Linked DNA regions of Homo sapiens: region 2 is linked to region 1. A link is a contact called in ENCODE Hi-C or POLR2A ChIA-PET data. All regions are on one chromosome and are shown on one strand. The core of a region is the stretch at or near the end of the contact, and the rest is flanking DNA. Distances in the headings are between cores, read along the strand shown.

The links. A loop is a pair of places that touch in the nucleus more often than their neighbours do. ChIA-PET counts read pairs that join two places held with the same protein, here RNA polymerase II (POLR2A). Pooled maps may share reads with other maps.
Region 2: a loop to region 1 is called in a pooled map, with 3 times the contacts of the local background. The contact joins two enhancer-like sites. A Hi-C loop is called at or near these places in 1 of 168 maps with a recorded cell type or tissue (breast epithelium) and 1 of 50 pooled maps. POLR2A ChIA-PET finds 5 or more read pairs at or near these places in 3 of 52 experiments (Caco-2, HEK293 and naive thymus-derived CD8-positive, alpha-beta T cell).

The regions. Positions count from the first base shown.
Region 1 is chr17:76,693,607-76,699,343 of GRCh38, forward strand. All of the region lies in intron 1 of MXRA7 (matrix remodeling associated 7), which reads right to left. Among named protein-coding and RNA genes, the nearest start is that of MXRA7, 14 kb to the right of the region's middle. RefSeq lists enhancers at 3,547-4,100, 4,101-4,654, 4,655-5,207. Within about 2 kb of position 3,270, at least 17 of the 41 ENCODE cell types and tissues checked have a DNase peak (open chromatin) inside an H3K27ac peak, as active enhancers do.
Region 2 is chr17:76,995,045-77,000,781 of GRCh38, forward strand. No RefSeq gene overlaps it. Among named protein-coding and RNA genes, the nearest start is that of SNHG20, 91 kb to the right of the region's middle. RefSeq lists enhancers at 155-696, 2,867-3,407, 3,363-3,442. Within about 2 kb of position 3,152, at least 5 of the 41 ENCODE cell types and tissues checked have a DNase peak (open chromatin) inside an H3K27ac peak, as active enhancers do.

The sequences.
Region 1 (5,737 bases), core at 2,020-4,519:
AGGCTGAGGCAAGTGGACTGCTTGAGCCCAGGAGTTTGAGACCGCCCTGGGCAACATGTCAAACCTCATTTCTACAAAAAAATTACAAAAATTAGCTGGGCATGGTGGGATGTGCCTGTAGTCCCAGCTGAGGCTGAGGTGGGAGGATCACTTGAGCCCAGGAGGTCAAGGCTGCAGTGAGCCGAGATCACACCACTACACTCCAGCCTAGGTGAAAGAGTGAAAGCCTGTCTCAAACAAAAGAAAACAAAACAACAACACAACAAAAAACTTCTGGTGTAGCTGTGTGACTTTATATACAGGATGTAATTTAAAATTTCTTTCTTATTGTGACACCTAATTAAAAAAAGCTTGAAAACACTGCTCAATTGGCCATTTATTTTGTTGTCTGTGCAGAAATCCCCTGTTCTTTTGGAAGTTGTCCCTTGAATCCCGTGGCCCCAGTTGGGGCGGTCAAACCCTCCCCCTTCCATCTACTTATCTGGATGGGCGGGGGCATAGGCCCAGGAGCCCAATTTCTGCTTGGGGGACAAGGACCCTCTGGGACCAGAGCAGTGAGCTGCCTAGAGTGGGCCCGGGTGGAGAGACTCGTTGGAGAGCCCCCTCCCCTACCATGTGCTTGTCCTGAGGCCATTCCACCCTGCCTTTCCCTGCCTGAGAACCGCTCCATTCCAACTCCCACAGCCCCTGGACCACGGTGTCCGCCATCCACTGACACCTCTCCTGTCCACCACTCACCACACTCAGACTTTGCAGGCCAAGAACATCTCAAATTTGCCTGCATCAAATCTCAGCTCTGCTGAAGTCAAGGGTTGGATAGCCATGGAATGTTTTTTTGAGTGGTTATCAAACTGCACCTCATAGAGGCATCCCAGGGCCTCACACCTGGGCTTCTACTGGAAATAACATCCTCACTTTTATCTGGGTAACTTGTTAGGCTTTTAAAGAATATACTAATAATAATTGAATGAATTCCAATTATTATTATTGTTATTATTGAGACAGGGTCTTACTGTCACCCAGGCTGTTGGTAGAGTGATGCGATCTCGGCTCACTGCATCCTTGCCCTTCCAGGCTCCGTCAATCCTCCTACCACAGCTTCCCTAGTACCTGGGACTACAGACATGGGCCACGAGGCTTGGCTAATTTGTGTATTTTTGGTATAGATGAGGTTTTGCCATGTTGCCCAGGCTGGGCTTGAACTCCTGGGCCCAAGGGATCTGCCTGCCTCAGCCTCCCTGCTTCTGGCTGTGGTGTTTTACTTTTTTAAAAAATAACGGGGGCCGGGGGCCTGTAATCCCAGCACTTTGGGAGGCTGAGGTGGGTGGATCACCTGAGGTCAGCAGTTCGAGACCAGCCTGGACAACATAGTGAAACCCTGGGTCTACTAAAAAATAAAAAAAATTAGCTGGGCATGGTGGCAGGCACCTGTAATCCCAGCTACTTGGGAGGCTGAGTCAGGAGAATCGCTTGAACCCGGGAGGTGGGGGTTGCAGTGAGCCAAGATCAAGCCATTGCACTCCAGCCTGGGCAACAAGAGCGAAACTCCGTCTCAAAAACAAAACAAAACAAAATAAAACAATAAAACCACCAGTGTTGACTGCATTTTGCCCTGATTTTATAAAAGTGTGGACACAACAGAAAAGTGAAAGTGCTGACTCCAGTAGTAAGAAGTGCCGGTTTCAGACACAGTGCAATGGAGACAAAGACACAAACCCTTCTGCAAGGGGTGGCTCTTTAGCTTCAGGTGTGTGTGTGTGTGTGTGTGTGTGCAACGGGATGGGAAGGGATAAAGCAAAACCTTGTGCGAAATACCAGAGCTCCATCGTCTAAGGCTGTGCTCAACAGAGAGCTGGCACTAAGGATTTTACCTTCGTGCCTCCCTCATAGCACGCCCATCTTTCCTTCCGCTTTGGCACAATCAAATTTGCAGCTATGTTTTCAGGAGTGTGCACGGTGGGGGCCTGGAGGAAAGGGAGCTCAGCTGTGTCTGCAGGGAGCAAAGAAGGCCTCAGAGTGGATGAGAAAGCCACGCTGGGTCCGAGATGGGCTTGCCAGGCAGATGTAGAGAGAAGGGCATCTGGGCAGAGTGCACAGCCCATGTAAAGGCATGGAGGCACGGAACACCTCGGCTCTTCCAGTGGCTCTACAGACTTGGGTATGATTGCAGGGTGGGTGTGACACAGTCAGAAATAGTGTGCAGAGGCTGGGTGTTGTGGCTTATGCCTGTAATCCCAGCACTTTGGGAGGTTAAGGCAGGTGGATCATTTGAGGCCAGGAGTTCAAGACCAGCTTGGCCAACACGGTGAGACCCCCTCTCTACTAAAAAAATACAAAAATTAGCTAGGTGTGGTGGCGGGTGCCTGTAATCCCAGCTACTTGGGAGGCTGAGGGAGGAGAATCTCTTGAACCCAGGAGGCGGAGGTTGCAGTAAGCCGAGATCGCACCACTGCACTCCAGCCTGGGTGACAGAGCGTGACTCTATCTCAAAAAGAAAAAAAGAAAGAAAGAAACAGTGTGCAGAAATGCAGGGTCTGCAACCACAGAGATCATATACAGGACACTAAAGCGTTTGGTTTCATTCCTCAGGAAGTGAGAAGCCACCTGAAACTTTCAAACAGGGATAAACAAGGCTGGGCGCGGTGGCTCACACCTGTAATGCCAGTACTTTGGGAGGCCATGGTGGGAGGGCTGCTTGATGCCAGGGGTTTGAGACCAACCTGGGCAATGAAGTGAGACCCCCATCTCTATAAAAAATTAACAAATTAGCCGGGGGTGGTGGCATGTGCTTGTAGCCCCAGATACTTCGGAGGCTGAGGTGGGAGGATCGCTTGAGTCCAGGAGTTTGAGGCTGCAGTGAGCTATGATGATGTTACTGTACTCCAACTGAGTGACAGTGGGAGACCCTGCCTCTAAAAAAATAAATAAAAATAAAAAATAAACAGGTGTCAATACAAATTTTTTAAACGAAAAAAATAAACACGGACAAACAGAGTGAGAGCTGCACTTGGGAGGCTGAGGTGGGAGGATTGCAATGGGGCAAGAGAAGAGGCAGGAGGAACTATGAGAAGAGGGTACAGAGCTCAGGGGAGAGATGATAAAGGCCCAAACTGCGATGCTAAAGGCACCTGGCCTTCAGCTCAGCGTTGAATGAATCCGTGAAGGTGCGGCCAGCCAAAGGCAATCTCTCCAGGGTCTCATGGTCTGAGTCCTCCCCACCATCAGGCAGCTGTGCCATGGTGGGTGCGACCAGGATCATTTCCTGGAGGCGGCACGAACCCAACAGAGTACGCAGCTGATTCTTCCTGAGGTCTCAAAGGAAACGGAACAGAGCAGCTGCTCGAGCGCTGACTCAAACCTCACCCAAGGCCATCATCACCGCGGAGTTCCTGTCCATGCCCTTGGTCCCAGGAGTGTTCAGGCTACTCGGCTCATGGGCTGAACTGTGTTCCACGCCCCAATTCATATGCTGAAGCCTTGGCCCCAACTACCTCTCAGCCTGACTCTATTTGGAAACAGGGCCTTTAAAGAGGTGATTAAGTTAAAATGAAGCCATTAGGGTGGGCCCTAACCCAAGGACTGCTGTCCTTATAAGAGGAAACTCGGACACACACAGAGACATGAGAGTTGTGAGTGCACAGAGGAAAGACCATGTGAGGAGGCGGAGAAGGCGGCCAACTGCAAGCCAGCGAGACAGGGCTTAGGAGGACCCGAACCTGCGGACACCCTGAACTTGGCCCTCCAGTCTGCAGAACTCTGGGAAAAGAAACGTCTGTTGCTGAAGGTGCCCGGTCTGTGGTGTTTTGTTATAGCAGCCCTGGCAAATGAATACATCATGTTTCTGATGAAAGTCAATCAATTTCATGGAAACAGTGAATTGAGACAGGCAGCTGGCGTCACCCTGGCTGGTCCCCAGGGCAGGCTGGGCTGAGCCCAAGCTCCATCACTTCACTGATCAGAGTCTCAGCATTTTATGACTGAATAGAGACCACATTTTAATGTCATGTTCTGGGATAATTTTCTAATTCAGCTTTTCCCTCCAATGGAGGAGGTGGAGGCGGGAGGGGGAAGGCAAACGGGACGTGCCTCCTGACAGCCTCCCCAGTGCTAGGAGCCTAGGACCAGGGTGCCCCGGAGGCCAAGCTGAGGGGCCCGGCCAGGCTGCAGTAGCTGGGAGACACAGTGAACCAAGCTCACGCCCTGCAGGCTGCACGCTGCCATTTATGGCTGCCCTGGCTGATTCAAGCTAATTCAAGCGTGATGCAAAGTGCTGAAGTCGGGAGAGGGAGAGAGGGGAGGGGAGAGAAGAGAGGGATAGATAAGGCGGGGGGAGGGGAGAGAGAGAGAACACTAACAGAGGGAGAGAGAGTGATAGAGACAGATTTCTGCCTGCGTGTCTGCTGCCCAAGGAGATGGTTCTGCTGTGGGGCAGTGCAAAGAAGGTCTCTTGTGGCCCTGTGGCCACCAGAGCTGCCGCATGCTGTGACTGCACCAATCCCACTGGCTAATCCAGAATGACTTTAGAGGACAGCGGCTCCAGGAGGCAGGCCGTTCCTAACTCCCAAGGGGACACCTGTCCCTCCCCTGCCTGCAGCAGGCAAGGATGGAGATAACAGGAAGGCGACAAGGGGCCTGCCCAGGCCCCCCAACCCCAGAATGGGCCGGGCCCAGGGCTGCCTCCACAGTGCCTGACAATGCTCTCACTCCTTCCAGAAGGACTCCATTAGCCAATCAGCTGCTCATCTTTTGCAATGGGCGGGGGGGGAGCAGCAAAGCCCAGCTGGCGCCAGCTCCGGGGGCTTGGTGGTGGGCAGGGAGGGCAGGCTGGGGCAGGGGTCACCTCTGTTCCTCCATACCCGGCAAAACAACTCAGCCATCTCCCCCTCCAAACTACAGCTCCAGGCTGGGGACACGCAGGCTCCACTCTCTAAATCCGTATTTGCAACTGGATGAGGCATGTCCCAGGAACTTCTGTCCAGAACCTAGTAACCCAAGTCTCAAACTGTCCCCCTCTCACTTGTCCAGTTTTTCTTGGCAGCCACAGCATCTCTGACACCTTAACATGGCCTGGGAATGTTGATTCCAACCTGACTTCCTTCCTTTCTGTTTTTTTTTTTTTTTTTTTTTTTTTTTGAGATAAGAGTCTTGCTCTGTTGCCCAGGCTGGGATGCAATGGTGGGATCTCTGCTCACTGCAACCTCCGCCTCCCGGGTTCAAGAGATTCTTCTGCCTCAGCCTCCCGAGTAGCTGGAATTACATGTGCATGCCAGCATCCCCGGCTAATTTTTGTATTTTTAGTAGACAGGGTTTCACCATGTTGGCCAGGCTGGTCTTGAACTCCTGACTTCAAGTGATCCGCCCACCTCAGCCTCCCAAAGTGCTGGGATTACAGGCGTGAGTCACCGCGCCCAGCCCTGACTTCCTTTCTATTCTGAATTCTAGAGTCTCCCCTTCACTCCAACAGGCTTCTGGCTTCACCCCTTTGTTCTCCTGCTACAACCATTCAATGCCTTCAGGTGGCACCTACATCTGCTCTCCTCCAATTCATCCTTTTTGGGGAGACGGACTCATTCTGTAGCCCAGGCTGGAGTGCAGTGGTGCAATCATGGCTCACTGCAGCCTCAACCTCCCTGGGCTTAAGCAACCCTCCCCCCTCAGCCTCCTAAGTAGCTGGGATCACAGGAGTGTGCCACAACACCCAGCTAGTTTTCTTATTTTTTGTAGAGATTGGGTCTCA
Region 2 (5,737 bases), core at 1,902-4,401, 300 kb after region 1:
TTCGGGCCAGGAGTTCGAGACCAGCCTGGCCAACATGGCGAAACCCCATCTCTACCAAAAATACAAAAATTAGCCGGGCGTGGTCCACATGCCTGTAATCCCAGCTACTCAGAAGGCTGAAGTAGAACTGTTTGAACCTGGGAGGTGGAGGTTGCAGTGAGCTGAGATCGCGCCACCGCACTCCAGCCTGAGTGACAGAGCAAGACTCTGCCTCAAAAAAGAATTAAAAAATAAAAATAAAAATAATAAAACAAAAACACCCAGCATTTCCTCCCAATTATATAAGTCATTCACATCCACAGTAGAAAAATGAGAAAATAGAGAAAACCACACAGAATAAGATAAAGCCAATTACAATCCCGTCCGCACCCCAAATACCCACCGCTAGCATTTGGCTGTAAACCTTTCCAGTCCTGTCTCTCTGGGTAACTGCCTTGTTGGCTCCTGACGTCATTGCTTTTTCTCCCCTGCCCTTTCATGTGTCGATGGGAGGAGGTCCATTGTCCCTCACCCCTGGATGCAAACATTAGCAAATGCATGGCCCCAGCTCCTTCTCTTAGGTAATAGCTCGTGGCCACGCTGGGTTGCAAACACAGTCTTAATTTGGTCTTCAGAATATTCAGCTTGTGGAAGATCAGAAATGTGCCGCCCCAAAATGTGCACCTTTTGGCATCAGGCTGTTGAGCTGCGGGCAGTTAAGAAGAAGCAGGTGCAGGAAGCTCTGCACTCCCTCTGTTTGCCTAAAAGCAGGACATAGATTTGTAGAGACAGAAGCTGTCCCACTCCCCTTTCTACCACGGAGCAAAGCTGAGCCACTGAAGACACCTTTGCACCCTTGTGGGCCTGAGGCCAGCTCCAGAGGCATCCACAAGAACAGGTTTCCCCAGCCAGCCTGCACCCGCCAGCTCTGTGCCTCTCCAGGGGGCTGCACCCAAAGTCCTTTCCCTTTGTCTTGTGACTTCTCCAAAGATGTACTGTTCTCTGTGGAAGATGCAACATGATCTGGGATTCAAAGCCATCTCTTTGAGAACCAGGCATTCCCTGGGTGCTTCCTGTGCACATAGGCAACGTGTATGCTGGCTGGGCCTAATCCCAGCACTTTGGGAGGCCGAGGTGGGCGGATCACTTGAGGTCAGGAGTTCGAGACCAGCCTGGCCAACATGGCAAAACCCCGTCCCTACTAAAAATACAAAAATTAGCTGGGTGTGGTGGCGCACGCCTGTAATCCCAGCTACTCAGGAGGCTGAGGTAGGAGAATTGCTTGAACCTGGGAGGCAGAGGTTGCAGTGAGCTGAGATCCTGCCACTGCACTCCAGCCTGGGCAACAGAGCGAGACTCCATATCAAAAAAAAAAAAAAAAGAAAGAAAAAGAAAGAAAGAAAGAAAAGAAAAAGGCAGCATGCATGCTGATGCACGTCTGCCTTTCTCTTGTTAATCTGTCTTTTTGTTCCAGGAGGCTGTTCCAGCTGAGAACTTATGAGTATTGTAGGAACAAATGAGTTTTCCACCCCTACAAGCCCATGATATTTAATCATATCTCTCAAGGGAACTAGGGGTTGAATCTTCTCCCTTCCCCAGCTCAGCCTGCTCCAGTCCAGAGGCTGCAATGGGAAGGGGATGGGGCGGATGATCTGCCCCAGCCCTGGCAGAGAGAGGGGGTTGGGGGGAAGGAGGTGGGAACCTGCTAGGGTGGTCCTCACTCGCCTGGACAGCTTCCCCTCTTGGCTTCCAAGGGCTCCTGGAAGGTTCCCTGCTGGGCTCTGGGTCCCTGTGACCCTGGGGGATGCTCCTCAAATCCTGAGTAGTCCCATGTGACGTCCAGCAGAAGCCCCCCCGAGCATCCTTCTGGGCACTGCCCCATCCCCTTCCAGACGGCCCCACTGGTAGGGTCCTTGGGTAGCCCCTTGTGATTCTCTCTCTGGTCTGCAAGGAACACTCCCATCTCCTTGCCCTGACACACAAACCTGGGCCTGTAGGGCTCCCGCTCCACCACCCGAATGGCCACAGCCATTTCCTCACCATGGAGATGTTTCTGGGGGAGGCAGACCCCTGGCCCCCTCACTCACGCATTTCCAGGCTGGGCCAGGTGTCCATGCTTTGCATTTCTCTGCTGCAGGAGACACATTTCAAGGCTCTCTGCAGGGGGTCCCATGAGTTCTCCTGATGCAGAGACAGAGCGGGGACCCGCCTAGGGGCCTGCCCGCACCCACCCCCCAACCACAGCATGGAAATAAAGGAAAAGTCTTGAGTTCCTTCAGGAGAAATTCCAGGCACTAGCTAGCCTTGGAGAATAAATGAGCAGCCGGATAAGCAGGAAGATAGCAACAAACAAGATGAGAGCAACAGGAGCCTCCCAAGCAAGCCAGAGGAACAAGGTGTTTTGGTTCCTACAGAAACTAAAGATAACATCTTCACATATGTTCTCGAGTTGTTTTTCAGAAACCCCCACTGCCAGCCTCTATCCTATAGACCTCAGATGTGGGGAACCGAGGGCGGCACTCTGACTGCCGTTCTTTGTTCAGAATTTCATCCTGAGAGGCCTGGAGAATCATGCCCATGGCCACACTGAGGTACAGCCTCCATGTATGGGTTTACAACTTTACCTGCAATGCACCCCTCGCTTTCCTGAAATGCATCCCTGCCTTTAAAAACCCTTGCCTGTGCTCACGCCTGTAATCCTGGCACTTTGGGAGGCTAAGGTGGGCAGATCACTTGAGGTCAGGGGTTCAAGACCCACCTGGCCAACATGGTGAAACCCCGTCTCTACTAAAAAATACAAAATTAGCCAGGCGTGGTGGCAGGTGCCTGTAACCCCAGCTACTCGGGAGGCTGAGGCAGGAGAATCGCTCGAACCCAGGAGGCGGAGGTTGCAGTGAGCCGAGATCATTCCACTGCACTCCAGCCTGGGCGACAAGAGCAAAACTCGGTCTCAAAACAAACAAACAAACAAACAAAACCCCTGCTTGTGAGCCGTCGGGAGTTTGGGTCTTCAGCCTTAGCTGCCTGTTCCCCTCGCTTGGCGCCCCGCTGTAAGTGCCCTTTTTGAGACAGCTGGGGAAAGCAGAACAGGGACGGGGGAAGGGTCCCTGTTTTCCTTACACACCATGCTGACTGCAGCCATACTCAGCCATGCAGCCCTGTAACCACAAACGCTTCCTTTCACAAAAATAGGCCAAGTAAATCTAAAACACACAGAGTGCTTAAACCACAAATGTCGTGGCTGTTAACAGTAGGGACTCTCCACAATCCCCAAATGCACATCCCCAGCAAGGTCCTAGCCCGCCCTAACTGTACCTTTGCTTCATTTTAATGGTAAACATCATACCCCGGATGGAAAGTTGAGATGCTAATGAGACATGCGTCGCGTGAAGAAGCGTGACAGAGACTGTGCAGTCATGATGGACAGACCACCCTAAACATGCAATGATGTCATCTGGAGGAGGCCGGAAGGAAAATAAATCAACAGTCCGACCAGCTTTGGGGAGCCAGCTGCAGGTCTCTTCCTGTACTGTCCCCCTTGCTGCTCCAGCTGAAAGCCCTGATAAACTGCCTTGCTCAAGCCCATCTTAGACTCTCGGTCAACTTCTATTTTCTGAGGGTCCACTGGCTGGGAACGCTGTGCTCTTGGAAACTCTCCCTTCTAGGGTTCTGGGAGAGGGTGAGGGGGCTCAAGAGACCGGGGCGGTTCTCCTTCATCCTGCTGTAAATCCTGCACCTGACAGGGCAGGGTCCCTGGTATCTATAGCATCATCTCTCCAGCCAAAACTCAGCCCTGCTCTAACAGCCTGAGACAGTGCCCTTTCTAAATACAGTGCTGTGATATGATGGCAACTCACATGTATCAAGCATTCACTGCAACAAACACTTTGAGGGATTAGCTCGCAGAACCCTCACAGCCCTAGGAGCTAGACACTGCGTGCAGGAGAGGTAACTGACCCAAAGAATGCCTGGCCTCTGACCTGGTTACCGCGGAGGAGGGTGATCTCTAGGCCACACCATGTCCCTCCTGACAGGAGTGTCTTTGTTGCCCAAGGGCTTTGGCCCCTGGAGGGTCCAGCAATGCGGTTTATGATGGGGGCCTCAGGACATCCCGTATCAGTGCCGACCTCCAGAGGGACTGAAGAGGATAGGTGAGTCACATGGTTAGCGTGTGATGGAGCCCCAGGAAAAGCTCTGGACCCCAAAGCCTCAGGTGAGCTTCCCTGGCAGGAAGCACTCTTGAATGTTGTCAGGCATTAGGGCCAGGAGGTGGGAAGACCGCCCAGGGTTCCCTGGGGAGAAGATGGCCAGAGGCTCCGCGTTTAGATCCCATCAGACTTTGGCCTGTGCATCTTGTCCCATGGCTGGTCCTAATTTGTAACTTATTTATTTATTTATTTATTTATTTATATATTCTGAGACAGAGTCTTGCTCTATCACCTGGGCTGGAGTGCAGTAGTTTGATCTCGGCTCATTGCAACCTCCACCTCCTGGGTTCAAGCAATTCTCCTGCCTCAGCCTCCTCAATAGCTGGGATTATAGGCGTGCGCCACCGTGCCTGGCTAATTTTTGTATTTTTAGGAGAGGTGGGGTTTCACCATGTTGGCCAGACTGGTCTTGAACTCCTGACCTTGTGATCCGGCTGCCTCAGCCTCCCAAAGTGCTGGGATTACAGGTGTGAGCTATTGCGCCAGGCCATTAATTTGTAACCTTTTGCGGTAACTATAATTGTTAAGTATAGCACTCTCCTGAGTTCTGTAGGTCATTCTAGAAAATTATCAAATGAGACGGTGGTTGTGCGGGCCCCCAAATTCATAGCAAGCTGGTCTAAAGTGAGGGTGGTCCTGGGACCCTCATTGTTGTGGCTGGGGTCTGAAGTGGGGGCTGCCTTGTGGAACCTGTACCCTCTGACCATAGAGTTTCCAGAATTCACCACAGATGCTGTCATGATCTCTGCTTCACAGATGGGGAGGTAGATGGACACTGAGGTTTCGTGACCTGCCCAAGGCCAGGCAGTTATATAATCTGTTATATAATCTGCAAATTTAAAAATACTTAATCTAGGCCAGGTGCAGTGGCTCACACCTACAATCCTAGCACTTTGGGAGGCCGAGGTGGGAGGATCACTTGAGGTCAGGAGTTCGAAACCAGCCTGGCCAACATGGTGAAACCCCGTCTCTAGTAAAAATACAAAAAAAATTAGCTGGGTATGGTGGAGGGCACCTGTAATCCCAGCTACTTGGGAGGCTGAGGCAGGAGAATTGCTTGAACCTGGGAGGCAAAGATTGCAGTGAGCCAAGATTGGGCCACTGCACTCCCAACCTGGGTGACAGAGTGAGATCTGTCTCAAAATAATAATAATAATAAGTAAGTAAATAAATAAATAAATAAATAATAAAGTTAAAAAGCACTTAATCCAGCTGGGCGAGGTGGCTCACACCTGTAATCCCAGCACTTTGGGAAGCCGAGGTGGGCGGATCACAAGGTCAGGAGATCGAGACCATCCTGGCTAACACGGTGAAACCCCGTGTCTACTAAAAATACAAAAAGTTAGCTGGGTGCGATGGCGGGCGTTGTGGCAGGCACCTGTAGTCGCAGCTACTCGGGAGGCTGAGGCAGGAGAATGGCGTGAACCCGGGAGGCAGAGCTTGCAGTGAGCTGAGATCTCACCACTGCACTCCAGCCTGGGAGACAGAGTGAGACTCCGTCTCAAAAAAAAAAAAAAAAAAAAGCACTGAATCCTAAGTGAACGAATGCA